Regions from separate parts of the Homo sapiens genome. Here region 2 is linked to region 1. The links are chromatin loops, found by intact Hi-C in ENCODE. Cell type or tissue: CD4-positive, alpha-beta T cell. All regions are shown on one strand. Links, peaks and the distances in the headings refer to the core of each region. The heading gives the core; the rest is flanking DNA. Region 1 overlaps TSGA10 (testis specific 10). Region 2 overlaps TMEM131 (transmembrane protein 131).

Evidence for each region. A loop is a pair of places that touch in the nucleus more often than their neighbours do. Peaks named below come from ENCODE experiments on the same cell type or tissue, not always from the same donor. Only the 100,000 strongest peaks of a DNase experiment are listed, where the experiment ranks them.
Region 2: a loop joins it to region 1, with 3 times the contacts of the local background. A loop is called at or near these places in 3 of 110 quality-filtered maps.

Annotation. Positions count from the first base shown.
Region 1 is chr2:99,055,406-99,071,211 of GRCh38, forward strand. It overlaps TSGA10 (testis specific 10), which reads right to left. Exons shown (of 21, transcript NM_025244.4): 15 at 13,483-13,593; 16 at 9,534-9,719. Among named protein-coding and RNA genes, the nearest start is that of C2orf15, 78 kb to the right of the region's middle. In CD4-positive, alpha-beta T cell, for the core only: CTCF peaks have their summits at 10,917 and 11,482; DNase peaks (open chromatin) are centred at 10,796 and 11,406; H3K27ac peaks cover 1,023 bases.
Region 2 is chr2:97,797,642-97,813,765 of GRCh38, forward strand. TMEM131 (transmembrane protein 131) reads right to left here. Exons shown (of 41, transcript NM_015348.2): 16 at 14,998-15,108; 17 at 14,780-14,914; 18 at 13,487-13,591; 19 at 12,047-12,133; 20 at 7,910-8,062; 21 at 7,735-7,810; 22 at 7,447-7,564; 23 at 5,011-5,149; 24 at 4,787-4,896; 25 at 4,254-4,320. Among named protein-coding and RNA genes, the nearest start is that of ZAP70, 92 kb to the left of the region's middle. In CD4-positive, alpha-beta T cell, for the core only: CTCF peaks have their summits at 9,268 (motif pointing right) and 9,468; a DNase peak (open chromatin) is centred at 9,280.

The DNA.
Region 1 (15,806 bases), core at 7,558-15,557:
GGACAATAGTTAATAATAATGTACTGTATGTTTGAAAATTACTAAGAGGGTAGATCTTAAATGTTCTCACCACAAAAAAAAAAATGGCAAGCATATGAGGTGCTGGATATGTTAATTAGCTTGATTTAATCATTTCACAATTTATACATATATTAAAATATCACATTGTACACTGTAAACAATACAATTTTTTATTTGGTAGATTATACCTTAATAAAACTGGTGGGGGAATAAAGCCAGGCAGAGTTCCTACTGCCAGAAAGAGAGAGGGAGAGAGAGAGAAAGAAAGAAATTAACAAAACAGCCAGGCAGAGTAGCTCACACCTGTAATTCCAACACTTTGGAAGGCTGAGGTGGGAAGATCTTGAGCCCAGGAGGTCAAGGCTGCAGTGAGCCGTGATTGCACCACTGCATTCCAGCCTGGGCAACAAAGCAAGACCCTGTATCCAATTAACAAAAAAAAAAAAAAAAAAAGGAAGAAAAGAAATTACTGAAATAAAGAAAATAACAATAGTCGGCCAGGCGCGGTGGCTCACGCCTGTAATCCCAGCACTTTGGGAGGCTGAGGAGGGTGAATCACGAGGTCAGGAGATCGAGATCATCCTGGCTAATACGGTGAAACCCCGTCTGTACTAAAAATACAAAAAAAATTAGCCAGGCGTGGTGGTGGGCACCTGTAGTCCCAGGTACTCGCGAGGCTGAGGCAGGAATATAGCGTGAACCCGGGAGGCAGCGCTTGCAGTGAGCCGAGATCACGCCACTGCACTCCAGCCTGGGTGACAGAGCAAGACTTCGTCTCAAAAAAAAAAAGAAAATAACAATAGTCAACACAACCAAGTAACCAAGTTAGTTTCTGAAAAGATCAACTAAATTGACAAGTCTGTAGCTAGATTGATCTAGAAAAAAAGACTCAATTAATAGAATCAGAAATGAAATAATGTAGTAACGCAATCCTTACATACTGCATTAGTAGTAATGTGACCTTACTGAAATGAAATAGATTATAAAAATACACTATAAACAACTGTATGCCAATAAATTAAATATCTTGGATGAAATGAACAAATTCCTAGAAAACACAAACTAGCAAAACTGTCTCATGAAAAATAGACTATCTGTATAGATCTATAACAACAAAGAAATTGATTAGCAATTTTAATACTGCCCATAAAGAGGTAATTTTAAAACTTCCCATAAAACTTCTCTACCAGATGGCTTTACTGGTAAATTTTTACCAAACCTTTAAAGAAGAATCAATGCAAATTCCATACAAACTGTTTTGAAATACAGAAGAGGAGGAAACATTTTCTAACTCATTCTATGAGGCCAGTCTCACTCTGATATTAAAAACAGACAACACATTACAAGAAAAGAAAATTACAGACGCTCCTAGAAATACACAAAATCCTTCAAAAAAAAAAAAAAAAAAACTAGAAAGCCAAATCCAGCAACATAAAAAATAATTACATACCATGACCAAGTGGGATTTATCTAAAAATGCAAAGTTGGCTTAGCATATGAAAGTCAATTAATGTAATATACTATATCTATAAAATAAAGAAAAACTACATGATAATCTCAATAGACACAGAAAAAGCATTTGACAAAATCCAACACCCTTTTTGATAAATACACTCTTCAAAGTAACAATAAAAGGGAATTTCTTCAGTGTCATAAAGGTTTTCTATAAAAAACCAACAGCTAACATCATACTTGATGGTAAAAGATGAAATGCTTTCCCCCTAAAATCAGGAACAAGATAAGGATGCCCCTTCTGGACCCTTCTATTCAACACTGTACTAGAAGTTCTAGCCAGGGTAGTTAGGCAAGAAAATAAAATAAAAGGCATCCAGATTGGAAAGGAAAAAGTAAAAACTATCTCTATTCACAGATGACATGATCTTTGATATAGAAAATCCACCAGCCCAGGTGACAGATATAGAAAATCCTAAGGCATTCACTAAAAACTTTTAGACTTAATAAATAAGTTCAGCAAGGTTGCAGGATACAAGATCGATATACAAAAATCATTGTATTTTTATACACTTGCGATGGAGAATCTGAAAATAAAAATAAGAAAACAATTCTATTTACAGTTGCATTCAAAATAATAAAATACTTAAGAATAAAATTAACACAAGAAGACCTAACTTATACTCTGAAAACAACAAAATATTGTTGAAAGAAATTAAAGATCTAATAAACGAAACTACACCTTGTGTTCATGGATCAGAAAACTTAATATTGTTAAGACAGCCATATTCCCCAAATTGATCTACCAGCTCAGCATAGTCTCTATCAGAATCCCAGGTGGTTTCTTTGTAGAAATTGACAAGCTGATCCTAAAATTTATATGAAAATTCAAAAGTCTCAGAATAGCCAAACAATCTTGAAAAAATGAAAACAAAGCAGGAGGACTTTCACTTTTCCATTTCAAAAGCTACTACAAAGCAATAGTAATTATGCCAGTGTGGTACTGATATAAGGATAGACATACAGATCAATGAAATAGAATTAAGAGTCTAGAAGAAGCCCATGTGTCTATGATCTATTGATTTTTGATAGAGGTGCCAAGACCATTCAAATGGTGGGGGGAGGGGAGAAATAGTCTTTTCAACAAATGTTACTAAGATAACTAGATGGACACATGCAAAAGAATGAATTTGGACCCTTACTTCATACCATGTGAAAAAAAATGAACTAAAAATGCATCAAAGACCTAATGGAGGGTTTGGTGGTGATAAAGGGTACAGTGATTCTTTTCAAAGTGATGAAAATGTTCTAAAATTGATTGTGGTGATCATTACACAACTCTACGAACATCTAAGCACTATTAAATTGTATACTTTAAGTGGATAAACTATATGGCATGTTAATTATTCTCAATAAAGCTGTTACAAAAAATAGCAACACAAAAATATGTAGAATACAGCTAAAGCACTGTGTAGGGGAAAATACATACCTTAAATGCTTAGAAAAGAAGAATGGGCTAAAACCAATGACCTAAGCACCTACATTAAAATACGAAGAGAAAAATTAAACATATATTATTTAGAAGGAAAGAAATAATAAAGAGAAGAAATCAATGAAATAGAAAACTAGTTCATTAATAGAGAAAAATCAATTAAATTAATACTCCTTCTTTGGAAAGATAAACATAAATGATAAACTTCTGGCTAGACTGATGAAGAGAATAGAGAAATGCTACAAATTACCAATAACAAGAATGCAAAAAGGAATATAACTACAAAGTAAGAACAAATTTGCCTACAAATTTGACAACTTAGATGAAATAGGCAAATCCTAGCGAAACAGAAATTACCAAAATGACCTAAGAAATCAGAAATCCTGGCTGGGCATGGTGGCTCACGCCTGTAATCCCAGCACTTTGGGAGGTTGAGGTGGGTGAATTATGAGGTCAGGAGTTCGAGACCAGCCTGACCAACATGGTGAAACCCTGTCTCTACTAAAAATACAAAAAATTTGCTGGGCATAGTGGTGGGCACCTGTAATCCCAGCTACTCAGGAGGCTGAGGCAGGAGAATTGCTTGACCCAGGAGATGGAGGTTGCAGCAAGCTGAGATCACACCAGTGTGCTCCAGTCTGGGCAACAGAGTGAGACTCTGTCTCAAAAAAAAAAAATAATATATATATATATATATATTTATATATTTTTATATATATATATATATGCAATCTAATAATGTATGTTTAAAAATACATCATGACCTTGCACCACGAGTGCAGCCTGGGTGACAGAGCTAGACCATGTCTCAACAAAAAACAAAACCACCATGACCTACTATCCAGGAATTATTTTTTAAAGCAATGTATTAGCCAGTTTAACAAACTAAAAAATTAAAGTGATATGACCATCTCAATAGCTGCAGAAAAAGCATTTGATAAAATTTTATACCCATTCATGATACAAACTCTAAGTAAACTTAGGCCAGGCATGGTGGCTCATGCCTGTAATCCCAGCACTTTCGGAAGCCGACGTGGGCAGATCACCTGAGGTCAGGAGTTCGAGACCAGTCTGGCCAACATGTCAAAACCCCATCTCTATTAAAAATACAAAAAAAAATTAGCCAGGCATAGTGGCAGGCACCTGTAATCCCAGCTACTCGGGAGGCTGAGGCAGGAGAATTGCTTGAACCTGGGAGGCGGAAGTTGCAGTGAGCCGAGATCACGCCACTGCACACCAGCCTGGGCGACAGAGCAAGACTCAGTCTTGGGGGAAACACACACACACAACTTTAAGTAAACTTGTAAGACAAGGGAATGTTTTCAACTTGACAAAATGCTTCTACAAGCCCGGCCAACATGGTGAAACCCCGTTTCTACAAAAAAATGCAAAAATTAGCCAGGCATGGTGGCACGCTCCTGTATTCCCAGCTACTCAGGAGGCTGAAGTGGGAGAATCCTTTGAACCCAGGAGGCGAAGGCTGCAGTGAGCCAAGACTGCGCCACTGCACTCCAGCCTGGGCGACAGAGCGAGACCCCATCTCAAAAAAAAAAAAAAAAAAAGCTTCTACAAAAAACCTGCAGCTAATATCATATTCAAAGATGAAACACTGAGTCCTATTTCCTTATGGCTATATATGAGGCAAAAAATATCCACTCTCACCACTTTTATTCAATACTGATATTTGAAGTACTAGGCAGAAGAAAAAGGCGTTCTGAGAAGAGTAAAAGAGAAGAAGTAAAACTATCTTTATACATTTAAGTCATAATTGCATACGTAGAAAATCCTTTTAAAATCTACAAAAACCTACTAGGACTAAAACATTGAATTTAAACAATGTTACAGAATAAAAGGTCACAAAATTCTATTCTACTTTTGTGTATAGGCTATCAAAACCTGGAACATAAAATTCAAGAATAAAATATCATTTTTACAATGGCATTGTAAAGACTGAGATATTCTATAAGAGCCATAAAAAACCCCATGAGATAATATGGGATACATTTAACAAAATATATTTAATACCTATACACTGAAAAGTACAAAACATTGTTGAGAGAAATAAAAGACCTGCCTAAATAAATAAATGAGTGGATACACCATGTTTATGGATTGGAAGACTCAATATTGTTAAAATCTCAACTCTTCCCATACTGAACTGTATATTCAAAATAATGCTAATCAAACCCCAAGTAGGTTTTTTTTCTGTAGAAAATGATATGCTCATTCTAAATTTATGTGGAAATGCAGAGGACCCATAGTAGCCAAACATTTGAGGAAAGAACACATTTGGAGGATTTAACTAACTCATTTCAAGATCTACCATAAAGATATATTAATCAAGTCACTGGGTTACTGGCTAAGGATAGATGTATACCCAGAAGAGAGTATAGAAACAGATCCACACATATATGATCATTTGATTTTTGTGAAAAATTTGTAGATAATTCAATGATGAAATAAGTCTTTTCAATAAGTGGTGCTGGATACCTTCATATCTGTATGAGAAAAAATGAACCTTGACCCTTATCTTACATCATACACAAGTATTAATTCAATTGTAGCATAGATCTAAATATAAAATCTAAAAATATAAAATTCCTAAAAGAAAGTCTATGCACCTTGGTGCATGCAAAGATTTATCAGGACATAGAAGTACAAAGTATAAAAAGAAAATTGGTAAACTGGACTTCATCAAAAATGTAAAACTTCTGCTCTTAGAATGATTTTATTAAGAAAACAGAAAGGCAAGCCAATGACTGGGAGAAAATATCCAAAATCTAAAGTGTTCAAAAAATATCTACAATTTAATAACAAGAAGATAAACATGCCAATAAAAAGATGGGCAATAGATTTGAACAGCTACTTCACAAAAGAAGATAGACTCATGACCAGTAAGCATGTGAAAATCTGTTCAACATCATTAGTCGTGAGGAAAAGGTAAACTAAAATATGAATGTGATAACCTTACTCATCTATTAACAATACCAAGTGTGGGAGAAGATTTAGAGCAACTATCACACAGTGCAAGCGGGAGTGTAAACTGATATAACCACTTTGTTTTTTGTTTCCATCTCCTCCAGCATTTATCCTTTGTGTTACAAATAATACAATTAGACTCTTTTAGTTATTTTTAAATGTACAATAAATTACTGTTGACTATAGTCACCCTGTTGTACTATCAAATACTAGATATTATTTATTCAATTTGTCAGGTTTTTACAAAGTTAAGCATACTTACCATATAATCCAGCAATTCCACTCCTAGTTATTTATCCAAGAAAAATGAAAACTTACATGAACGCAAAGACTTGAACACAATGTTCACAGAAATTATATTCCTCACGGCCAAAAACTAGAAACAACCTGTTATGGACAAAACTGTGTCCCCTCCAAATTCATACGTTGAACCCTAACCCCCTAGTGTGACTATATTTGGAGATAGGACCTTTAAAGAGGTAATTAAGGTTAAATGGGGTTATAAGGATAGGATCCTAATCCAACATGACTGGTGTCCTTATAAGAATAGGGAGAGACACCAAGGATGTGCATGCACAGAAGAAAGGCCATGTGAGAATGTAGCAAGAAGGCAGACATTTGCAGACCAAGGAGAGAAGCCCCAGAAGAAACCAAACCTTCCGGCACTGTGATCTTAGATTTCCAGTCTCCAGAACTGTGAGAAAATCATTCAGAGGGAAATAAACAAATCCACAGTTACAGAGGAAGATTTTAACATGTCTTTCAGTATTTGAGAGATCAAGAATACAAATATAGTAAGGATTTATAAGACTTGACTGACACTATTAACAAGCCTAATCTGTAAATATATATAACATACATATATGTGTCCACCAAGAAGTGAGCACAGATGCTTTTCAAGGTCATGTAGAATATTATCAAATATTGATTACATAATCTGCCACTAAGCAATTCTTAGCAGATAACAAAGAATTAATTATCATAAGCCATTTTATCTGATCACAATATTAGAAACATTAGACAATAAGATATTAGACACAACAAAGTAAAAATAGACTAATAACCTCAAGTCCCCTGCACATTGGAAAGTTTTTTAAAACTTCAGGTCAAGTGTGGTGGCTCATGCCTCTAATCCTAGCACTTTGGGAGGTTGAGGTGGGAGGATCACTTGAGGCCAGGAGATCAAGACCAGCTTGGGCAATATAGTAAGACTCCATTGCTACAAAAATATTAAAAATTAGCTGGGTGTGGTGACTCACACTTGTAGTGTTAGCCACTTGGAGGCTGAGACAGATGGATCACCTGTGCCCAGGAATTGGAGGCTGCGGTGAGCTATGATTGTACCACTGCACTCCAGCCTAGGAACAGAGTGAGACTCTGTCTCAAACAAACAGACAAACAAACTTTAGTAATTAAAAATAAATCATAATGAAACGAGATGATATTAAAAACTGAATGGCAATGAAAGGATTATCTCAAAACTTGTGGGCTGCAGGTGGCTGCACCCAAAAAAATAGAAATTTCCAGTCTTCAATGCATAGAAAAGAAATAAAATCATGAAATCTGATACATTTATTCTAAAATTCATCTGAGACAGGTTAATAAGGACCAAGTACAGTCCAGATAATTTGAGGGAACATTAATTCTTCCAGATATCAAGACTCAACATAAAATTATAATAGCTACAAGAGTGTGTTATTGACAAGGGGATAAATTGACCAATGGAGCAGAATGTATGGGAACTTATTTTTATGACAAAGTAGACTTGACTTATATTTCAGAGAAGAAAGGACAACGGATATCTATTCACAAAAATAAAAATTATATGTCTACTTCGAACTGCACAAAATCAATCTCAAGCAGGTTAAAGTCCTAAATGTAAATGGCAAAATTTCACATACTTTCAAACATTTAGAAGAACTTTTAAATGAAAATATAGGAAAATATCTCTCTGGCCTTGGGATTGTATAGGATTTCTTAAAGAAGACATAAAAGTATAAACTATATAGGAAAATATTGATAATAATTCTGAGTATATCAGAACTGAACATGTCTGTTTATACTGCAAGGAAGGTGAAAAGACAAGCCACAGACAAGGACAATATAATTGTAATATCTTTAAGAGGATTATTATCAAGAATACATAGAGAATTCCGTTAAAAATCAATATGAAGGCAGGGTGTGGTGGCTCAGGCCTGTGATCCCAGCACTTTGGGAGGGCAAGGTGGGTGGATCATGAGGTCAAGAGATCGAGAACAGCCTGGCCAACATGGTGAAACCCCATCTCTACTAAATACAAAAAAAAAACTAGTTGGCCAGGGTGGTGCGCACCTGTAGTCCCAGCTACTTGGGAGGTTGAGGCAGGAGAATCACTTGAATCTGGAAAGCGGAGGTTGCAGTGAGCCAAGATCACGCCACTGCACTCCAGCCTGGCGACAGAGCGAGACTCCATCTCAAAAAAATATATATATATGAAAAAGATAAGCTATGCAATAGAAAAATGGCCAAAGTTTACAAAAATTTCATTCAAGAGAAATTCAAGAAAATGTTCATAGAGGAAGAATCCTAAATGGCAAAGAAACATGAAAAGGTCCTCAATTTCACTTGCAATCAAGGAAGCACAAGACAAAAAGTATGGAAAAAATTGTCTGACAATATCAAGTATTGATTCACATTTGAGAAAATAACTCAGGATTTCTTATGGCAGAATGACACTTTAGAGAGCAATTTGACAAAAACTTAGAAGAGCTGAAATTGCACATATCTTGGATCTACTCCAGGCATATAGCTTTTTAAAATTCACTTCCAGGCATAAATATAGGGAAACATGTAGTCAAGGAGAAATGTAAAAGGTTTGTTGCAGTGTTTTATCACAGAAAAAAGTGAAAAAAAATTAACTTTCCTTCAATATGGGAATGAATTTTAAAAAGGGAATATTTATACAATGAATATATGCAACTGTTTGAGTAAAGCAGTACACTATATATATATCAAAATAGATGTGTCAAAATTATAATATTGAGCAAAGAGGGCAAGTTGCAAATGAATATCTCCAACTATGTTTGTTTTCACTTAAATAAAAACCAAAACATACCAAATAACATTATACATTATTTGTGGGTGTAAGATTGTAGAAAAAGTATAAACATATGCAAAGGAGTTAGACACACTGACAGGAAAGTTATGCACACCAGCAACTAGGGAGGTAGGAGGGAAAAGGATGAGAGAAGTTTTATCTGTAATGTTTTATTTCTTTAAACAAGGAGACATTTGAAGCAAACATGGCAAAATGTTAGTATCCTTACATGTGGGAGCTGGGGATATGTTTATCTGTTTTGTTACTTTTGCACTTTTATGGTATGTTTGAAATAGTTTCTAATTTTAACAAATGCTAATGATTGTTCTGGATGTAGGGTAGATAAGAGATTGTAGAAGAATCAAAGTATAAGGAGAATGGTTAGCATGCTACAATTCACAGTACATTTAAATAATTTACGTGTTTGTTCATACATTTAATTTATGGAAGGCCAAACAAAACTCTTTTAAATATGATGCAGGATGTATTATAAGCATATTTTTCCAAACTTACTTGCTCAACCTCTCTGTTGAGGGAATCTACTTTTTCTTTTAATCTGTTACCCTCTGCCTCAGCAGTGATAAGTTCCAGTTTGAGGGTATTGTTATCTGCCTCTGATTGACGGGCTTTATTTTCCCAGTTTTCAGCATCTTCATTGGCTTTTCGAAGTTGTTCCATCATTTGCCGGTTCTCAGATTCCTGAAAAGCAAACTTTAGCTATTACTTTAAAATGCTGAACATATGATAAAAATTAAACATTATTATCCAAGTCATTGGGAATTCACTTGCCATGAGAAGCGTTTATAATAGAACCCTGAGGAAATATATCTATACTCTTAGTTTAGAAAACAGGTCATCCTGTAATTAACAAAGACTGCAATCAGCATCTGCCCTGGCTCCTGAGTAACACTCAGTGAACACTAGTAAATAGTAAATTTAGGTAAATTACTCTTTTCTTCAAGACCTGAATGAATTTGTTCTTATATTTCCTTTTGTTTGAAGTCCTCCACAGCCTGCTTTTCCCATATGTCTGCTTACTGACTACTTGCTGGTCTGGATTCTGAGCCTCTGACCTTTCGTACTGGTGTATTCCCTTGTTCTTGACCAATTTACCGGGCTGTGCTGGCTACAGAGCTTCTGAGTACTTGCATATTTTAAATGTCAGCTTCTGATAATTTCCTGTCTGGTGTCTGCCTTTTATTCATAGCCCCAGCCTTAATTATCTTGATCATGAACTGTTCTATGATTATCTTTTACCTGCTAGTCTAGTAACTTTCCCTGCCAGTCTAGTAACTTTCCTGAAATTGCTCAGAAGTAAACTATCAAACCTATGCCAATAAACACTAGTTGTAAATATGCATTCATGTATAAATTGAGCATACAATAAGAACCAGATTTTTTGAACTTTCAAAATTCTATCATGAGCAGAGTAACTGAAGTAGGGTCTGATTTCTAGTAGGGAAATAAGGAGGGAAAAAAATTCAGCTCCACAAACAATATAATAGACCGAGTAATCATTATTAGGCTATTTAAAAAAATATTTTATTATGGTTTGGTGAATTCATTCTAAAAAATTAGTTGTAATTTTGGTAATTTTTTAAAAGGCACTAGATCTCTTTCTCTCCTGTTAATAAATAGTGCACGTCCCTATCAGAAATCCTGGGCTAAATAAAATGACCAAATTGCAATAAATAATGTCTAATACTCCTTTCAAATCAGATAAGCCATTTCCTGATTATGTTTACTGGTGGAAATTCAGCTAATATTGCCACCTTGTGGCCTCTAATGTGAAAGATCTTTGCCAAGTCTGTGTTAGTCAACAATATACTAAACTACCTTATTGGCTTTCAAGATTCAGATACTCCAACTGTGTCAGCAGGAACCTGATATGTGTTTTCCATGATTGTACTAACAATCATAGTTGTGTACAGAGTATGTACTTGGAGGGTGCTTGTACAATATACTTAAACGAATTGTATTCACATTGATCTTTACCCTCTTTAACTTTGTGCAGTACTTACTGTCTATGTCATTCACTTAAAACTGCCTTACAGCTTTGTGTTGCTAGGTGTGGATGTAAAGCCTCCCTGATAACACCTTGTATTTCTCTAAAGCAGGAACCATTTTTATATTAAATTTAGTTCTGTGACCAGGTAGTACATTATTCAAAGTGAAAAGGGATTCCGTAGAATGTCTCTCCTGTCCTCCAACCACCCAGTGCTCCCTCCTTCTTGGCAAGCAGAAAGCATATTTTACCCTTTTTCATATCCTCCCATAGAGGCCAGAGCAGTGTTGAGCATGAGAGGCAACACTATAAAGAAAATGAAACTGTTCTTTGGTATTCTCTATTTCCTGCTTTCAGGATCTCTTTACTTCTATATGGTGCCTCCCCTGTATCCACAGCTCCCTCTGGCCACCCACAAGTCTCACTGCAACACTCCGTAGGCCTCAGCTGGAATCCTTTGCATTTCTTGCCTAAATTATGGTTACAACCTCTTCTAACTGCTCTCTCCACTTCTGATTTTGTTACCCTTCTGGTTTATTCTTGACGTTTCCAAAATAAACTTCCTAAAAGGCAATCCTTAAATAACTTATATGTTTTAGTTCTAACAAAAGCTTCTGAAAATAGGGTTCAAAGAAGGTCTTTCTTACCTCTCCTTTATCATCCACTTGTACACACTACTCTACCTACAGGACCTACTTTTTCCCCTACACCTTTGCTCATGTTGTTCCCACTGCCTGGCAGTCATTCTGTTTCCTCTCCATTTTTCATCTCTGGCACTCCAGCACCTAGCACGCTGCATGAATGAGTGAATGAATGAAGTACTCCACACTTCTTGATGGTCTATCCCTATCAAAATGGATCCGTGGTTCATTCTCTCCGGGCCTGCATCCATCCAGTGTTATGCAATCTCATAAACAAATTCATACTAGGATGCTAAAATCCCCAGCACTTCGGAAGGCCGAGGTGGGAGGATCACTTGAGCCTAAGAAGCTTGATGTGTGATGTCTGAAAATATAATTCTAGAATCTAAAAGTTATAATCCCTAATGGTGGAATTTCAGGTAATGTTACTAACAGACAAGGGAGATAAAGGGAAGTGTTTAACACTGGCTGAAAGCTTACTATGTTAAATGTTGCTCTGGGGTGAGTGCAGTGGCTCATGCCTGTAATCCCAGCACTTTGGGAGGCCGAGACAGGTGGATCACTTCAGGTCAGAAGTTCGAGACCAGACTGGCTAACATGGCGAAACCCCGTCTCTACTAAAAATACAAAAATTAGCCGGGCATGGTTGCATGCACCTGTAACCCCACCTACTCAGGAGGCAGGAGAATCGCTTGAACATGGGAGGCAAAGGTTGCAGTGAGCCACGATTGCACCACTGCACTCCAGCCTGGCAATACAGTGAGCCTGTCTCAAAAAAAAAAAAAAGTGTTGCTCTGGATATTCATTTATTTATTTCTGACCTATTCTAGAATAGATTCAGATGGCTCACTGTGCTAGGTGTTTTAAATTATCTCACTTACTTGGGTGTTCTTCCCGATTACAGATGGGAAGAATCAGAGAGGCTGAGTAGCCTGCATAAATAAAAAGCCTTTTGTTCATTTATGGTATTACATTGCTGGAACCTTAAAATCAGGAAGTGTAGGAAACCACGTGCTTTTCCTACACAGGCTGCTTGCTGCCTGAAAGCAAGGATTGCAATTTAGAAATCCTTAGAATCTCTTCTGTCTCAAAGCCCTTAACAGTACTATGCATACCATAAATAAATGTTCAAGATATGTTTGTGGACTGACATGAAATGATAAAATAGTATAGGTGGATTGATTATTATAATAGGTATAGTGTTACCTACATACCACTCAAACCATTAATGGGAACATCCTCCCTCAATTTTAGATAATATTTTACCTAATAGACATATCTAAAATCCTCAGTAAAGCTGCCTGTTTATTCCTGAGTTGCCACACATGCACCACACTTATTGGAGTCATCTGATGTCATGTACATGTGCCTGGTCAAATGATTGCTAACAGAGAAGTGTGAGGAGAACCATCTGCCTTGTGGTCCTAAAAAAAATAGATGGTCCCATAACAGGGTAACCAATTCTGATCTGCTACATAATCAGGTGGAACCTCTTTTGTCAGAGGTTTATAACTGGAAACCCCACCACTTTCAATTAATTATAAGCGAGGTCAAATTGATTTTAGCCCTTTGTCCATCATCCAGTTAGGAAGATTCTGCTTGTCTAGAGTGGCAGAGTTGCAAAACAAAAGGGGCATATTCTCCAGGCATCTTTCTGAACATTCTAAATATGTAGTTAACCCACCATTGTCAAAACTAAAATATACTATGTATTAAAGAAAGCTTTGATTCACCTGTCGTTCTGAGTATACCAACTTCTAAATTAACTCTAGTGAAAACTAAGTATCATGAGCAAAAAGAAAAAAAAAATACATACTTCAGACTTTAATATATTCTTCAGCTTGTTAACCTCCAAATTAGTATCTTGAACCTTCTGTTTTATGTCATTAAGTTCATTATGAGTGTCATTCAATTTTTTGGACAGTGCCTACGAAAAAAAGATAGGTATATTTGACTATGAAAAATAAAAAATTTCTATATCTCAAAAATACCATAAACAAATTTTTAAACACTTGGAACAAATAAAATTAACATACCTAATATATAAACTCATATAAAAAAAGAAAACACATAAGCCCAATAGCAAGTGGGCAAATGACCCAAATAAGCAATTCAAAAAAGGAAGCATAAGTAGGTAAGACCTGAAAAAAACTCTACTAGCAACTGAAGATATGCTAATTAAAACAACACATTACTATTCTGCTTATCAAATTAATAAAGATTTAAAGCTATTCAGCTATGGTAAAGAATGGGCATTTCCATGTACTACTGGAGTAAATGTAGATTTGCAGAAAGCAAATCTGTGATCAGGAATCTGGTGATGTATCAAGAGACAATTTTTAAATGCTCATAAAAACAAGAAAGACAAAAATGTTGATTATTTTTGAAGGTGGGAAATGGCACATGGGGATTCATTATATTTGAAAATGTCTATTTACATTTTTTTAATTTAAAAAAGAAACCTCAGCTGGGTGTTTTTCCTGTAATCCTGGCACTTTGGGAGGATCACTTGAGCCTAAGAGTTTGAGACCAGCCTGAACAACATAGTGGGAACCCAACTCTACAATAAATAAATAAATAAATAAATAAATAATAATTAAAAAGAAACCTGATAATCTGTGATTCACTCTGAAATGAAATCTAATAAAATTTAATGAGATGCTGTCATTAAGGCATTTGTTACAGTGACAATATTTATTCACATTAAGTGAATCATGCAGTAAATAATAGTATATCTACATAGTGGCATAACCACATAATGGAATATTACATACCTGTGAGAAATGTTTGGAATGATTTTTAATAATACAGGGAAATATTTGCCTATGTTAAGTGAAAAAAAAATCGTGCTAAAACACAAAAATACCTCATTATCCCAATTTGTTAAAAATTGTGGTATCAAGGATAAATTTTTTTTAAGTTTCCACTTTCTCGTCTTCTGCAATACTGGTTCTTAACCTGTGGTCCACAGAGAGAGACCTCTCTTCTACCTTGGGCCTATGACCATAACGAAGAAAAAACTACTTTTGAGCATATGTAAATTGTTATGACAACAGTTTTCTTCTGATTATAAAAAATGTTTACAAAGTTTGAACAAGGCAGGAAAATGCTTACAATATTATAGTAAGCTAATAATAGCTATAAAATATTTATTGAGTGATATACTGGACAGTACAGTAAGTGCTTTCCAGGTATAGTCTCACTTATTAACCATTTTTACAGATGCTACAGAGACTCAGAGAAGTTGGTTTATATGATCACACACGCAGAGAGCAAGATTCAACCCATGTGAATCTTACTCGACTCTACTGCCTCTTCATGTAGAAAAAAGCATGATCTAAAGTGATAGGTGATTTTATCCCACTACATTAGAAAATGTGTATAAAAATAGTGTTAAAATTTTTAAGTGCACTGTATAGCAATTAAAAAAATATGTCAAATATAACAGTAACTGAGTATCAAAAACATGGGGGCTTTTCTAAACTCTTAACTTTTTGTTTAGAAAAAAGACTTTCTATAATAAGCTTCTATTTCTAAACCAATCAAAAAAATAGAAACTAAATTTCTAGGTTTTCATAAATAAGATATATCCACCTTTAGCCCATATGCTCTAGCTGTAAAGAGTACACAAAGGCAAACCTTACAAATTCCCATGTTTTGGTTTTTATTGCTATTCATTAATTTTTTAAATAAACTTTTAGAATAGTTTTAGATTTACAGAAAAGTTGTGAAGACATTATAAAGGGCACCTCTATTGTTAACATTTTACATTAGTATGGTGCATATGTCACAATTAATAAGCCAATATTGACACATTATTATCTGAAGTCCATACTTTATTCAGATTTCTTTCCTTTTTTACATAATGTCCTTTTTCTATTCCAGGATCCCATTATTCATTTACTTTTAAACAAAATACTTTAACATCTCAGATAATTTTTTATGATTAACAAAGTATTACAGCTTTATAGCTGTTTAAGTAAATTAATAATCTTCAACAGTTAAAGAACACAGACTTTCAGGATGCAAACTAAACACACTGAAAGTGATACAAAGTGGGGAAAACCATTTGGTCTTAAAAATTTTGAGAAGGGAAGAAATTTTCCAAATAGGATTTTTAAATGTTCACGTTAAAATAAA
Region 2 (16,124 bases), core at 5,302-13,301, 1.3 Mb before region 1:
CTGTCATGTTTAGATATGGGTTAGCTGGAAAGCAGCACAGAGTAACCAACGATGAGATTCATATTCTACATTAAGTCCAAAAAGGGGCTTTCTTCCCCAGGTCACCAAATAAAGTCCTCAATGTTTGCACAAGGCATTTGTTTTTGGATACATATCTTTTTTGTTTTTAACCTAAAAATTTGAAATATTCCACACACAGAAAAGGACACAAACCTAAGATGATCAGCTAGACACATTAGCACAAAGCAAACACTTGTGGAACCAATGCCAGCACCCCAGGCCTCCTGATGCTTCCCGCCACTGCTCCCCTCTGAAGGGGACCAGGGCCAACACCTCAGGCCTCCTGCCACTGCCACGCCACTCCTCCCCTCTGAAGGGGACCAGCTGAAGGGTCTTCAGGCTGCACCGAATGTTTAAATGTAAAAAGATTTCCAATTCCTATACATTTCTCCTTGAATCTTATTTTGAAGGTTACACACGCTTACTGTTTCATAAACACCCAATGATTTAAAGTTTAAAGCATAGCTTAGTTTAATATTCAAAATATGACTTTTTGACAGCCAGTTATAGTTAAGGTTGAAAAACATTTGCTTTTTTATTACAAAAACAGTCACAGGTCACATATAAGGATATACCGTTCTGGTTTTTAAGCAACATTAAGTGTAAACTTTTTTGAGGGAAGGGTTGTCAACGCTTGGCTATAAACATCCACCAGTTCTTCATGGCTTCTGCTATCATGGAAGGAGGGTGCATTTTGTATTGTTTTCTACTCCCCCTGGCATAGATCGGTGTGTGTTTCACACATAGAGATCTAGCTACTTGCTTCAGCATGATTCCACAAACATTAACTCAGAGTCAACAGACTTTATGAAGCACATTACTTTTAATTCTTGCTTCTGAGGTAAATACGGTTGTCTCTGTACATGCCAGAGATTGGTTCCAGGATTCCTGGCATAACCAAATCTGCGATTTTTCAAGTAGCAGTTGGCCACTGTGGAATGTGCCTACAAAAAGTAGGGCTCTCCATATATGCAGTTTTGCATCCTGAAAACTGTATTTTCCATCTGCACTTGATTGAAAAAAATGTATGCGTGCGTCAGCACAGTCGAAGCCTGTGTTGTTCAAGTGTTAACTGCTATTTTTTTCCTTTCTGTCAAAGTCCACTAAGACAGAAGAATATTCCAACTGCTTCAAGATGGTTGGTGAGTAATTTCCCTTTTAAATCAACTACTCTGATTAACTGATGGACACAATGATGTACTATACATATATTCCCAGCAAGCACTAGCTAATTTAAACTCTCATGGTTTGGGGAAAACTTTAAGATGTTGTGATGCCTCCCGTATACCATTCAGGACCTTAATAATTTTATAGTGGTGGTTCTCCAAGAGTGACCCTTGGACCCCTGGGGATCTCAGGGATCCTGTCAGAGTATCCACCACGATGTCAAAACTATTTTCATAATAATACCGATAGACGTTATTTGTCTTTTTCACTATGTTGGCATCTGCACTGATGGTCAGCAAAAGCCATGGAGGGTAAAACTGCTGACCCCTTAGCATGCATCAAAGCAGTGGTATCAAACTTTCCTAGCAGCCATTGTGTTTTTCAGTGTCATTCATTTGTATTTAAAAAAAAAAAAAGTCCTCGATTATGCCATAAAAACTTCAACCCTGGAGCATGTCTTTAATATTCTGTGGGATACAATGGGAAGTATGTAAAAAGTATTTCTACAGCTACCATGTTGTTTTGAAAAGCTGTTTGAGATGGAAGCTGAACTAGCTGCTTTTCTCATGGAACACCGTTTATGTCTGAAAGAATGACAGACAGTCCATGGTTATTCAGACTTGGGCATCTGGCAGGTATTTTCACAGAAATAAGTGAGCCTACTGAAGTATTTGTTTCTAATAAAATTCAAGCTTTTGAGCAAAATTTAGGATTTTGGATAATTTGTATTCACCATTGTGAGCATGACAGCTTCCCAATACTTCAAGAGTTTCCTGATGAGCCTGGTGGTTAGATTAGCGAGGATGATTCATTTTTGGATAGTGCATAGTGAATTGTGGCAACATTTGTAAGGTCTGCATGTCTCCGTGAACCAGTATTTTCCAAAAGACTGATGTACAGTGTTATAAATAAAAAGGCAACTAAAATACTCCTTCTTTTTGTAATTACATGTCTGTAGCAGGTTAGATTTTCATTACATACTTCGATCAAAACAATATATCAAGAGAGACTGAATGTAGAGGCAGATATGAGAATCTACCTGTCTATTAAGTCAGGGAGCCAGCCATTAAAGAGAGTTGTAAAAATTAAAAAAAATCCATTCTCCTTGCTAAATGATTTTTTAAAATATAGGTAGTTTTCATTTTTGATGTTACCTATGTTGAATGGAATAGGTTTATTATTATTTTAAACAAATTAAATCACTATTTTAAAGATCTTCCATGCCCGGCCTCAGTTTCAGTTTCTAATATGGCAAAACACTGATGGATGTAAACCAGAAACCTCTCTGGGGTCCTTAATAATTTTAAGACTGCAAGGGAGTCCTGAGACCAAGTATTTTGAGAACCACATTCTATAGCACTGTAGAGATGCCTGAGATAGAATTTACTCTAAGCTCACTCTAGGACCTCCTCCTGAATTTCTTATTTAGAATACATTTCTGACGTCTAGAGTACTCTTACTTATTTTCCTATCTCTCACAGTGCTTAGTTCAGTGTTCTACATCTTGTAAATATGGCTTGTAGTTAATAAAATAAGAAAGTTAAATATTAGCTCACTTAATACTTATGTGAAATTTCTCCCTATTATAAAAGCAGAGTGGGCCGGGCACTGTGGCTCACGCCTGTAATCCCAGTACTTTAGGAGGCCAAGGTGGGTGGATCACCTGAGGTCAGGAGTTTGAAACTAGCCTGGCCAACATGGTGAAACCCCGGCTCTACTAAAAATACAAAAAAAAAAAAATTAGCCAGGTGTGGTGGCACGTGCCTGTAATCCCGCTACTCGGGAGGCTGAGGCAGGAGAATTGCACAAACCCGGGCAGCAGAGGTTGCAATGAGCTGAGATTACACCATTGCACTCCAGCCTGGGTGACAGAGCCAGACTGTCTCAGAAGAAAAAAAAAAAGAAAAAGAAAAGCAGAATGAAAGGAAGTTCTGGTTACTGAGCCTTCTAGATAACTTCCAATAACATTTGTTACTTTGGCATCTTACAGATGGGAAAAGCAAAGCACGAAAAGATTCCCAGAGCCGCGCATGAGGCTGGAATACAAGACTGTCTAAACTTTAGTCTAGTGTCCCAGCCATTATTTGACAGAAAAAAATACTACTTTGAATATTACTTTCTTATGTAAGCTCGCCTTAAAGACAGAGTTATAAAAACTATTCTAATAAGGATTGGGCTAATATATGCCTTACAGATTAAAACATGGAGCTATGGGAAAGAATACAGTATTTCAAGAACTACAAGGGATCTGGTTTGAAAAGGCTCATAGCAATTCCTGATCAGCAGTGACCACATGATACAATGGTAAGGGCAAGGCTTCTGGAATCAGAGAACCAGATTTGAATTTGGCCTTGGGCAGAAACAAGGGCATGGTGGCCAAAAGGCTTGGACCAGTTTGCAGGGAGCCTTAGCTCCAAGTGTTAAGTTCCCAACACACACCCTTACATTAGGTCTTATTTAATAACGTGTGGTTAGTGGTTGCTCAGCCTGGCCTAAATAATAGAAAATAGTTTGGTTCCTAGAACAAACCAGTTTATGTATATGTTTATAAATAAAAGATTATCCATTGAGTGAAAATCATGCATATTACCATGCTAAATACAAACACAGCCAGTCATGGGTTTAGCATTCATGGATGGCTTACAATTTAATTACAAAGTATCCAGAATGAAAATGTAAATGACTGAGCTCAATATTTTGATGCTTAATAAAAATCAATGATGTATTAATATTTACCTCATCTATATATTCTCAGAATTTCTGTAATTATTATTACAAACCTTCATGGGCTTAATGTTTAATGCCCATAAATACGAACCTTTTACTCAATGTGCCTCACCTTGATCTAAATCCCACCTACTCTTCCTGATTTATTTTGCCTCTGAAATAATTACTGGACTGCTCTGACTTCTTCAGTAACTTACCCTTCAGCCAAATTTAAGAGTAGCCAATAATTTTCTTTCATATTTATATTGATCATATTATAAAATAATTTCTTTGGAATAGTATGAAGTTTGAATACTTACACTGTTTCTGAAGACTTGAAATTCTAGTGTTCTCAAATCTATCTTTGCCACCTTACTCAAGTTAAACCTAAAACAAAAAATGTACACATATTTATTCATAAGCAACATCACAGTTAAGGGAGTTATGGAGTGATTATCAGGTGTGTGCTTTATTTTCAAATTATTGTCTGTCAGGTTTTGAGATCAATATGACCAGATTTATAGCCTTAAGAAAATTAAAGGCCACAACTTGTAATTAATATTTTGTTCACTTTTCAAAACTAGAATATTTGAAAGGTTTCATCTACTTTCTCTTTACACATTTTTAGAAGGGAGTTCCATATTACTTTTTCTTGCCTTATATTGAAAGTTTTTCTGGATGCTTTGCACAGTATCAACCTAAACCTCCCTAAAACCTTCTCTCAACCTTATAGATCCAGAACTTCTCGTCAAATCTATTAATCTGTATGAGCTGCAAATAAGGCTTTTTAAGTGAATAAAATACTAATTCAATACTACATAGAAACACTGTGATGATCCCAAGCAATACTTACCTTGATACTAACTTATCTACAAACACTGAAGGGTTGGAATATAAAGCCAGAGGAATAAACTGAACATAGACAGGAACATCTGCAGGATTTTCTAAAGTAATCTCTTCTTCCTTAAACAAAATAATGAAACATTAAATGAAAGATTTCTATAGTTAAAGCTAAGAGTAAATACTTTATAATCCTAGTATGTATTTCCAAAAACCAATGTCACTTTGAATACTTACTGAGGAGCAGTTTGTATTAGTAAGTGGAAATTTCAAGTGCCGGGGTGAGCTAAGTATGGAAGGCCAGGAGAGCTCAGCAGTGATTTTTGATATTATATTTTTTTGAAGGTCTGTATTTACTTCAAATATAGCACTCAATCTAGAAAAACAATTTGTAAGTCACTGTATCAAAATGAAATATTTGAGTCTTCTGAACATAAGAAATTCAATTAGGCTTATGTACTTGAGAAATTTTTTGCTGGCCCTGAAAAAACACATTTATTCATTCTAATATTTTACTATGCTTGTAATGCTATATGATGTCTCTATATTGGTGCAAAGAGTTGCCAAAATATCTGTCACAGATCCTCTGTTTCTGTACTGAATATAGAAAGGATGATAAATCTTAGGAATAATACCAATGGCATTAATGTAATCCCGCGTAAGTTTCGAAAAACCTTTCCAAGTATAAATTCAGTAAGAAAAGCTGGCCTATAGTAGATAACCTATTTAGAAAAGGCAGGCATATAAAGATAATACATGATGTTACGCAGATCCTAAAGGATCTTATGTGCCTAGAGGAAAGATCTAGACATCTACAAGCAGGGTGCTAAAAACATTTTCAGTAGGACTAATGAGAAGGCAGTACATTGCTTGGCATATGGCTTTTTTCCCCCTTGATATAAAGACAAAACAGAGTCCTCAGATTCAATGAAGACATCAGTTGACAACAGAGGTAAAACCTACGAGGGTTTTGTGCAGACACATGTAAAGTTTTCAGCAATATTCAAGACCTCATCTGAATATCTCCCTACTTATAAGTGTGTATAAGCCAGTTGCTTAGAACTCAGAACACATTCCCAAAGACACAATATTATAAATGGAGCTAAGATTCCTGGGACTAAACGCTGAAGCATATTTTAACCCCTAACTCTATTGTTGTAGTGTTATGATACTCTAATACTGGTAAGAGTACAAGTTTATATGACTAGTAGCAGAAATCCTCTGTAACACACACATAACAAAGTAACACAAAGGCAGGATCAGGGAGAATATCACATCTACTGTGCACTCAAGATAGACAGGGAGCCAAGGTCTTAGCAATGGGGTGCTGGGGACACAGAGAGGAGGGCAGGCTTTTTGTGGGTAGGAGGTGAAGAGGCCCCTTAGCAGCTGAGCATAGGACAACACTGTAAGTTATTTGTTCATAACTGGACATTAACATTTGGGGCTTGCTTGTCCTTTATAATGTCCACTGTGGAAATACAGGGTACAAAGGAGAGTTTTAATTAGTGTTCTCTTAGCAAGTCCATTAGAGGAAGTCTCTTTTGTATTCATTTTAACCATCTTTTTAAAGTAAACATTCGACTTTCTTTTGCCTTAAGAAAACTTTTCATAGCAGAGAGTTCAGATAAACAAACCCTCCAATTATTAATGGTTTGAGAATTTACAGTACTCTTAAATGGGAATATCCTGATACTAACAAATATATTTCAAATTAGCAGCTTGAGAAGAGCAGTTTCCATCAGCTGCCATACTATCATTATTCTAGTCAAATTCTTTTCTGAAGTACATGAAAAGATCAGATTTCTATACTACCAAATCAATACATTTTTTGTTTTTGAATCTGGGTGCAGTATTGATTTGTCATTAGATGCACATTTCCTACCTGCCAAAGAAACACTGTGGGGCCTGTCTGAATGGAGCCCTGTGTGCTCCCGAATAGCTCAGCACTTAGAAAGGAAGGGGGTGGGCTGGGCACAGTGGGTCACGCCTGTAATCTCAGCACTTTGGGAGGCTGAGGTGGGTGGATCACGAGGTCAAGAGATGGAGACCATCCTGGCCAACATGGTGAAACCCTATCTCTACCAAAAATACAAAAATTAGCCAAGCATGGTGGCATGTACCTGTGGTCCCAGCTACTTGGGAGGCTGATGCAGGAGAATCACGCCACTGCACTCCAGCTTGGTGACAGAGTGAGACTCCGTCTCAAAAAAAAAAAAAAAAAAAAAAGGAAGGAGGTATTCTTTTCACAATAAGAAAACAGACACTCTGGTCTTGTACCAAGTGCCTAGGTGGGGGTAAACCTAGAAAATGTTTCCCTTGCCTTTAACAGACATCAGTGGTAGGTAAAAAACTTTCTTTCCTATGCAAATGGATGAGTCTAAGGTGAATACTGTCGTCATCCTACATAAGAACAACTTCAAATATTTTCTTGGAGTGTAAGAAATATCTAAAGCACCACAGAAAAGAGAAAAATGACAGTATGTATATTTCCAAGCAACATACAGTTAAAATGGCAATTTAAGATGCCTCACTAATAACTTTCTGAAAATTAGGCATTCTTTCTTAGCTATAAAGCAAAATAATCTAACATAAGAATATAATTTAGAAAGCATTATGTTTCAATAGTCATCTTGTAAAGATGGCTAAAATAAATAAACATAAACCACTCACCTATGACCTGAATTTTCCTTTATTCCTGTCCATCCCTTGAACAGGCTTTGATGCAAATCCCAGTCAGCATCCCACATATCTTCCTGCATGGCTACACCAGGCTGCACTTTGGGTTCAGCTAAAACAAGGAAACATACTTAACCTGCATCTATACTCACTTGTCAATTTTCCTTCAAATAATTTCTATAGTAACAAAAGACAGCAATGTACTTTAAAAGTGGCGGCCTCTTACTAAAAGAGTATTTTGGGGGAAGTGAAGACATGAGAGAGAACAGCAAGGTCACTTACATTTGGATAGAAAAGGCAAGCCAACATAGCAATGATCCCCACACTGTAGTCCAGGATCAAAATAAATGTTTGCAATCTATAAAGAGGCACAGGAGAACCATGAATCCCAAATCCACAGGAGGTCATAAAACAAAATGTTAACCAATGGGAATTCTCAAATATAATATCTTCAAACCTTTGATTTTTTTCCTGGCTCCAAGTCTTCCTTATTGCCCCGTAATCGTTTATAGTAAAATCGCACATCTTCTGACAAAGATCGTATTTGCTGTATTTTTACCTTCTGTGAGAAGGAATTCATAATATTTAAACTTTGATGAACTATTTTCCCCTGAAGGAAGAAAGCAAAGAACAAACTCATTTGTATATGGTTAAATTTTCTTAAGATCACAAGTTTCAGAGTAGACAAGCATACTTCTAGGAAACCAAAGCCCAAAAGACATCTTAGAATGTTCATCAATTGATAATCTTTAAATTGTAATCAACAGCCAAAAAACCTCACCAAAAAACTTTTTTTTCTTGCTGTGGCATGTTACAGAAAAATCAGGAGGACAAATCTTTGCAATCTTGTGACAACTGATTGACGTTAACATTCACACTTTCATGTTAAGATACTGAGGATGCCAACAAAGGTACAAACAGAGATAGCTTTAGATAAAGGGAATGGTTACTTTCAGTTTGGTAAGCAAGGTTTGTTTACACCCAGGCAAGAATGCCCTGAAATCACTGAATTCTAAAATCTAAAGCCAAAGGGGACAAAATCACAATTTTTTTTAAAAGAAAGTCTCTTCATTAGGAAAAATATATGTCATTTGTATCAAAGAGAAATTACACATCTTTTGAAATTATGGGTTGTCAAGTATCTTATTAAAACAGTACACAAGCTGGGCACAGTGGCTCATGCCTGTAATCCCAGCACTTTGGGAGGCTAAGGTGGGTGGATCACTTGAGGCCAGGAGTTCGAGACCAGCCAGGCCAACATGGTGAAACCCTGTTCCTGCTAAAAATACACACGAAAAATTAGCAGGCATGGTGGCACACACCTGTAGTCCCAGCTACTGGGGAGGCTGAGGCAGGAGAATCACTTGAACTCGGGAAGCGGAGGCTGCAGTGAGCCGAGATCGTACCACGGCACTCCAGCCTGGGTGACAGAGTGAGACTCCATCTCAAACAAACAAACAAACAAAAACCCCAGCACACAAATAAAACTGTTAAATAACCAGCAATTGCTCTTACCAGTCACAAGCTTCTGTCTGTGACAGGGTACCAAATTTTAAATTAAAAAATTAAATAATTTACGTAATCCTCCAGAAGAATATTACAATCTTTCTTTTGGCTGAATACAAAATTTTACTTTTTGTAGATTCCTACTCATTTGAAGAGGTCTCTGAAATGATTAAACCCACTTTTTAAATATTTGGAATAAAAAATACAGAAGTGAAGAGCGTGCACAGGAAAAAGGGCGCAATGACTGTGACACTGAGGCCAGCGCTCCTCATTTACAGCCCAGTGAGGCTAAAACACCCGACAGCCAGCAGAGGGCGGGCATGCAGCTGCAATGCCGACAGGAGCCCTCGGGCAGTCACCGCACTTGGCGTACTTGAAATAACTACTTCCCTCGTGCCTTGTCTCTTGGGGGTGTGGGGGATCAAAAGAGCTCACAGATATAAATGCTGCTCTCACAATTCTATTCAAATATTAAGCTATGAGTTACATGAAATGTTTATTCTGAGGTATTGTTTCCAGTAAGCTCTAGTATTCTCCATCTGATAAAGAGATTGACAGGATTTGGTAATATAGAGGTAATTTAGAATTCCAAGCAAGTATCTGGTCCTGTAAGCCTCCTAGAGATATCTGAAAGCTTAATCTGAAGCAGTTCAAAACCAACCCCTCTAAATCTCATGCTGAAATGTGATCCCCAGTGTTGGAGGTGGGGCCCTATGGAAGGTGTCTGGGCCACAGGGGTGGATCCCTCATGAATGGCTTGGTGCGTTCTGACCTCGTAGTAATGAGTTCTCATGCCATTAGTTCACACAACCACTGGTTGTTAAAAAAGAGCCTGGCACCTCCCTCTCTTCTCTCTTGCCATGTGATCTTTGCACATGCCAGCTCCTCTTTGCCTTCCAATATGAGTGGAAGCAGCCTAAGGCCCTCACCAATGCAGACACTGGGGCCATGCTTCCTGCACAGTCTCCAGAACTGTGAACCAAATACACCTCTTTTTTAAAAATAAATCACCCAGCCTCAGGGATTCCTTTATAGCAACACAAATGGATCCAGACCAACATCTTGTTTTTATACACATGCTTTCTCATTTATTCCACTCATGGGGCTTTTCACTGTGTCATCTGCTGTCTTCTGAACTGAACTTTTCCCTGCCAGAGTTTACGCAGAGATTAAGGACATCATTGATTGAGAAGGTAATGGAAGGAAGAAACATGGCTCTTTTGGATAAATAACGAAGAGTTTAGTATAGTCAGTACAAAGTGGAATGACAGGAAGATGAGGATTTAATTAAGACCCAAACTTAAATGTGATGAAACTAGTAATTCAAAGTTTGTATTTTTAAGGAGTTAAATATTGAATTCAGGTTTTACTGTAAGGGTTGAGTATCCCTTATTTAAAATGCTTGGGGCCAGAAGTGTTTTAGATTTTTTTTTTGGAATATTTACATATATATAATGAGATATCTTGGGGACAGAACCCAAGTCTAAACATGAAATTCATTTATGTTTCATATACATTTATATGCATAGCCTGAAGGTAATTTTATACAACATTTAAAATAATTTTGTGCATGAAGCAAAGTTTTGACTGGAACCTGTTACAAGAGGTCAGGTGTAGAATTTTCCACTTGTGGTCTCAAAATGTTTCAGATTTGGGAACATTTTGGATTTCAGATTTTTGGGTTAGGGATGCTCAACTTGCATACAGCATTAAGATTTTGCAATGTCTTGTTTCTCTTAACCCACTACTGTCTCCTACCACTAGGATGTGAGACACTTTTACATCTGCCCTGGTATTCCTGAATGGACTGCACCATCTTCTTGCAAAAGGCAGCATCTTCTCCTGGTTTTCTCATTTGTTTTGTCTTTGTTCTCCAGGCTCAAACTCTAAGCCATATTCCTGCCTCCTCTACCCACCCTCCTCCCCATACTTGTTTCAGTTTGTATGACCTCTTTAGGATATAAGCACAGTTCAAATGATTCACCTGCAATGTCTCTTGCCTATGTTCCCTCTCCATCATTTGTTCCTTCATCCATACATTATGTACTAAGTGCCTGCTATTGGGAAGAAACGATCTCTCATCCGTTTCCTAGAGGATCTCAGACTCTCACTGGGGAGGCCAACTTATAAGGAAATATTTATAGCACAATACGAGGCTTGCAGCAAGAGGGGTAATTTCAAAGTATTCTAGGATCACACATGAAACAACCAGTATTGTCTAGAGGAGTCAAGAAATCTTCAGAGAGGAGATGACAATGGAATTGAATCTTGAAAGACACGCAGGAGTTCTTTGAAGGAAGGACAGGAGGAAGGGCATTCGAGGCAAAGAAACAACAAAGGCTTGGAGGTATGAAGGGACTTTACTGCCTCAGCCACAGCCATGCGCTCAAACTCCCCTTGGCACTTTTCACATGGACTCTGGCCAGTCTGCGGGTTGGCCTCCAGGCACTCTATTGTTACTTTCATCTGTGTCCTCTATTTCTTTCTGCAGAGAGCCAGTCTTTAAAGCTCAGCTCTGATGATGTCAAGTCTTCACTCAAAAACTTCATATTCCCATGAACTTAAGTGCATTTAAGTTTTTTCCATGTTATCACCCCCACAGACCATTCCATTTTCTCTCTTAAAACTTTTCTCAATTCTTGCCAAACTGGACAACTCACTATTGCCTGAACCAACTTCAGACTTTACTGCCTCTGCATCCCTGTTGAGCTTGCGCCCTGGCCCTAGATTCACGTCTCTGCCACCCCTTCTCCATCTCTGTTGGAAGAAATTCTAAGCTGGCTCCCATAGCCCCTGCATCAGTGAGACGTGTATTTCCCTCACAGCACTTTATTTTCACTCCTCTTAGGGCAACTTCTACATTCCGCTTTATAGCTCTGAATTGTGGGTCCATTTCCCTTTCTAGATAGAAAACTTTTTGAGGAAAAGGACTGTATCTCTTTACATCTTCTAAAGAACCTGGTATAATGTCTTTAAAATAAATGACTAATAAAGAATAACTGACTTTACTCTAAGATTCTAGGAACACAGAGCTAAAGGCAAAGGCAAAAAACGAGCAATAGAAAAATGTGTGTATTAATGGTCTTACTGGAAAGGAAGGTGGAAGAACCACGTGCTTAGGGAAGCAGGTCAGTGAGCCTACTGCAATCACAGCCTTCACAGGGATTGTCAGGATCTGTGAAGTCAAGAAGATGATGATAGATAAGTAGTTAAGACTTAGCCTGATCTTGATAACTATTGCATTATATTTTGGGGTTAACCTAATTTTGGGACTAATATTGACAATAACCAGCTCCATACCAATATTAAAATCACCCATAGATACTGTTTAATCTGTCCAATGTACTCCATAAAATGTAATGAAATATAACACATTTCCACAGATTTCTCAGTGATTCATTGAAAACACGTAAAAAAGACTAAACAACGGGGAAGCAATGAAGACAGATTTTTTAAAAATACAAATATTTTTGTATTTCAAAATACAAATAATCTATAAAAATAGATTATTTTAAAAAAGAAAGTCAAACTGTACTCCTAAAACAATGTATGTAAAATCCAGCATATCTAGAGTTATATAGCTTTTTTTTTGATACAGAAATAGACATCAACCTAATTTTTAAAAATGCACTGAACATTCTAGAGTTAGAATCCCATCCCATACTGTTAGTAACTCTCAAAGCTACTTCTCTAGGGTATTTTTCTTAATTCTTATTTTCACCCATATTAACAAAAATTTATCTGAATTCTGAAATGTACTTATTTCTGTCATGAGTGATAACCATGAATTCCTCACCTGACATACTCTCAACAAATCATTTATTATTAAATGGCCAATTCTGTTTATTTTATAATTACATTTTTTTTCCACGTGGGAGTTGTGTCCACTGAAAACATCTATGAGGGCAAAGGTGGTAAGTTGTTGAATTTAACAGTGCTTGACTTTCCTAAGAGCTTTTAGATATACAATTAAAAACATTTAGGTCTGGCAGAAATACATCCATTCAAAATCTTACTGAATGCAAAATAAGCTCCACACAGAATATTTTAATTAAAAGCTTAGTAACCTTTAGTCCCTTGACTTTGAATGACTCATGAAAATATAAATGTGAGCACTCAGATTAGGACATGATCTCCTGATTTTATCTTCCTTTTCAGAAATGTTAGACCCTGACTGCTATTTATGATTGTAGGAACAATCAGAGGTATCTAACTCAGGACACTCAGCTGGGGTCTGTGCAATGATATAACCATCTGTTTAAGCAGGTTTCTAACAAAGCAATTCTAAACGTGCTAAAGGCATTCTTCTGAAGTTGCTTTTTAGGTTAGGAGGGTTGGGTTTTATCAAAAAACTATGAGCCTATGAACATCAATATTCTATAAACTATTCTCGAAAGCTCAGTTTTTAAGGTATGAAACTGGTAAACTGTAACTCTGAGTAAACTTAATTCTTTGGTTTCATAAAGACAAGAAAGGACTGACTTATTCAGAAAAACCCCACTGCCATGAATCCCCATAAAGTCCTTACCTCATAGTCTGTTGTGATCTGGATGGCTCCATCATGAATCCCCTCTAATTTTTTTGCAGTAAGTTTGACTCTGAAGACTGCAAAATAGCCTGAAGCTAATGTTACCTGTAGATAGTAGAAATGGTATCATTCATTAGCCTTGTTAGTTGAAGTTTCCTATTAAAATGGACATGAAGGGTGTAGCGATAAAATGACTAACAAATCCTAACATATACCAGTATGACACTGAATTACCATATCACTGTGTACAAATATCTCAAAATAGTGTCCATCCCTTGATATTTCTCTACTACACTTGTTCCATGGGCCACTGAAAAAGCTGGTTCCTGAAAGAGGGAGGGGTGTGGTCCTCTTGCTAATAAAGCTCCTCACTCTTTACCCATGGACCTGTATGGCCAAAGGGGCTGGAGCAGAGGGACACAGCCTTCCACCAACCTTTCAGGCACACTGGAGCCACAATTGTATACACAGCTGGCTCTGCTTCAAGCTGTGGATGTCACTCTGTAATGTTAATATTCATATCTTCAGGGCAGCTGAGGTCAGATATAACAAAACACCAGACCTATGGCATTCCACGGAAACGTGTTTGTCAACACTCTCTGTGTATAAGGACACTTGCTTTTCCTTTTGTAAAACTGCCCCAAGAAATTCTATTCTAACCTGCAGATGAGATTATCTGATGCTCCTTCTCACAGATTGTGATTCTAATTCTTTTCCCAGTAGGTATAAACTCCAAGTTCCCCTTTCAGTACTGGTGAGTGCTGAAACTAATAAATTTGTTTTCTCTTGTTTAGCGCTCTCTGACAACCAACTGTAACATGTTTATTAGACAGGTAAAAATATGTGGGCAGACTCACAGTGATCAAACAATGTTTGCCTCACTGATACTGAGGCAGTATCTGGACAGACGTATTATTGCATAATTGAAAATATTTTCTACCAATGTTCAGGGCCATCTCTTTTTCCCAGTAAACTCAATGAACACAAGGTTAGTTTAGTACCCATGGGAATCTCTCCTGTAATGACACTTGTGTTACAAAAAGATAATTAAAAATTTGTGTGTTATAGAACTTTTTATGACAAGGCAGAATTAAACCCCTTTGGGTTTCAGTGCCCTCATCATAAAAATAGGGGGTTGAATTACATTACCTATAAGGTCCTTTTAATAGCAAGTAACCAACACTATTATGAACTGCATAAAAATAATAGTGATACATGTAGCATAGCAATGATCTTCCACTTGCAGTTTAGACATCCATCTTACTTTAAGGAGACAATAGAAAGTTTACTTACCGATGATTGATCTGATAAAGAGGATTTTTCAAACTCTGGCAGGCTTGAAATTATTGTAGTTCTATTGCCTCTTTCCACAGCTACAAGTTCTATTGATAAACCGTCTCCTATGATATGCCAACTTTTTATAGCCAACTTTAAAAAAAGATATGAAAATGATTATCACAACACAAGCATAAAATCCTTAAATGTGATTTAGAATAAAAACAGGTTTTTACCTCAATTGGATTGCTGTTTATAATTGCAAATAAAATATTACTTGCTTCTGTAGCACTCAGTACTCCAAAATCTATGAAACGTTCCTCTATTTTGGGGGGCAATACAAAGTACTGGAAAGATATAAAAGAACCAGATTAAAAAAAAGTCACATTGATCTAACAATATTATGAAGAGAAAGTAACTATATTAAAGATGTATTAAAGTTCCCCCCAAAATTAGCTGGGCATGGTGGTGTGCACCTATAATCCCAGCTACTCGGAAGGCTGAGCTCAGGCAGGAGAATCGCTTGAACCCGCAAGCCAAGATTGCACCACTGCACTCCAGCTTGGGAAACACAGCGAGACTCCATCTAAAAAAAAAAAAAATTACAGTTCTATGCTTTCCTATGCTTTTGTATATATGCATAAAACCACACATTTATACGACATAGTTGAGGGCTTTGTATGACGAAAGTCTTTTGAGTAATCAGAAATGAAAACAGCCATGGCTTCTGCTGAGTTGCTATTCTTCCTCTGAGGGCACATGAAAGAGGCAGGAAGCTAAACTACTAAGAGAGGTTTAGTGGAACCCTAGGGGATCGGGCAAAAAGCATGTGGTCTCAGCAAGCATCACCAATGATCACTGAAACAAAATAACTGAAGCAGGAGCGAGACATTACTGAAGGTCCCTCCAGCTCTAAAATTCTAATCGATGCCAACTATTTAAAGGGCTACATTTCTAGATGTCCTAGCTTTCTTTTTATCTTTCCTAACAGTTTTCTCTCTTATCTAAGCTTCTTTCATTGATCACTCTCAAGATAGCTTTGTTTGGAATTTTTCCCCCTGCTTATTTTCTGTACCAGGAGTACCTTCATTGTTTCCTTCTGTGTCATATATAATCTTCCAACTTTGCGTCTTTACTACCTTATTTTCTTCTTTACTATCTGATTCTCTTCTTTGTCCCGATATTTCTTGGTTTTGATCATCTCTTCCCTACGTATATCCCTCTTCACCTTCCTTGTATTATTCTTTTTCTACCTATCATTTTTCTATTTAGTTCTTTTCTATATTCCCCATTATTACAATAGTTTAAAAGCATATCCAAGAGAAAGCAGAATGTGGAAAAGATCTAAGTAGAGACTGTAACT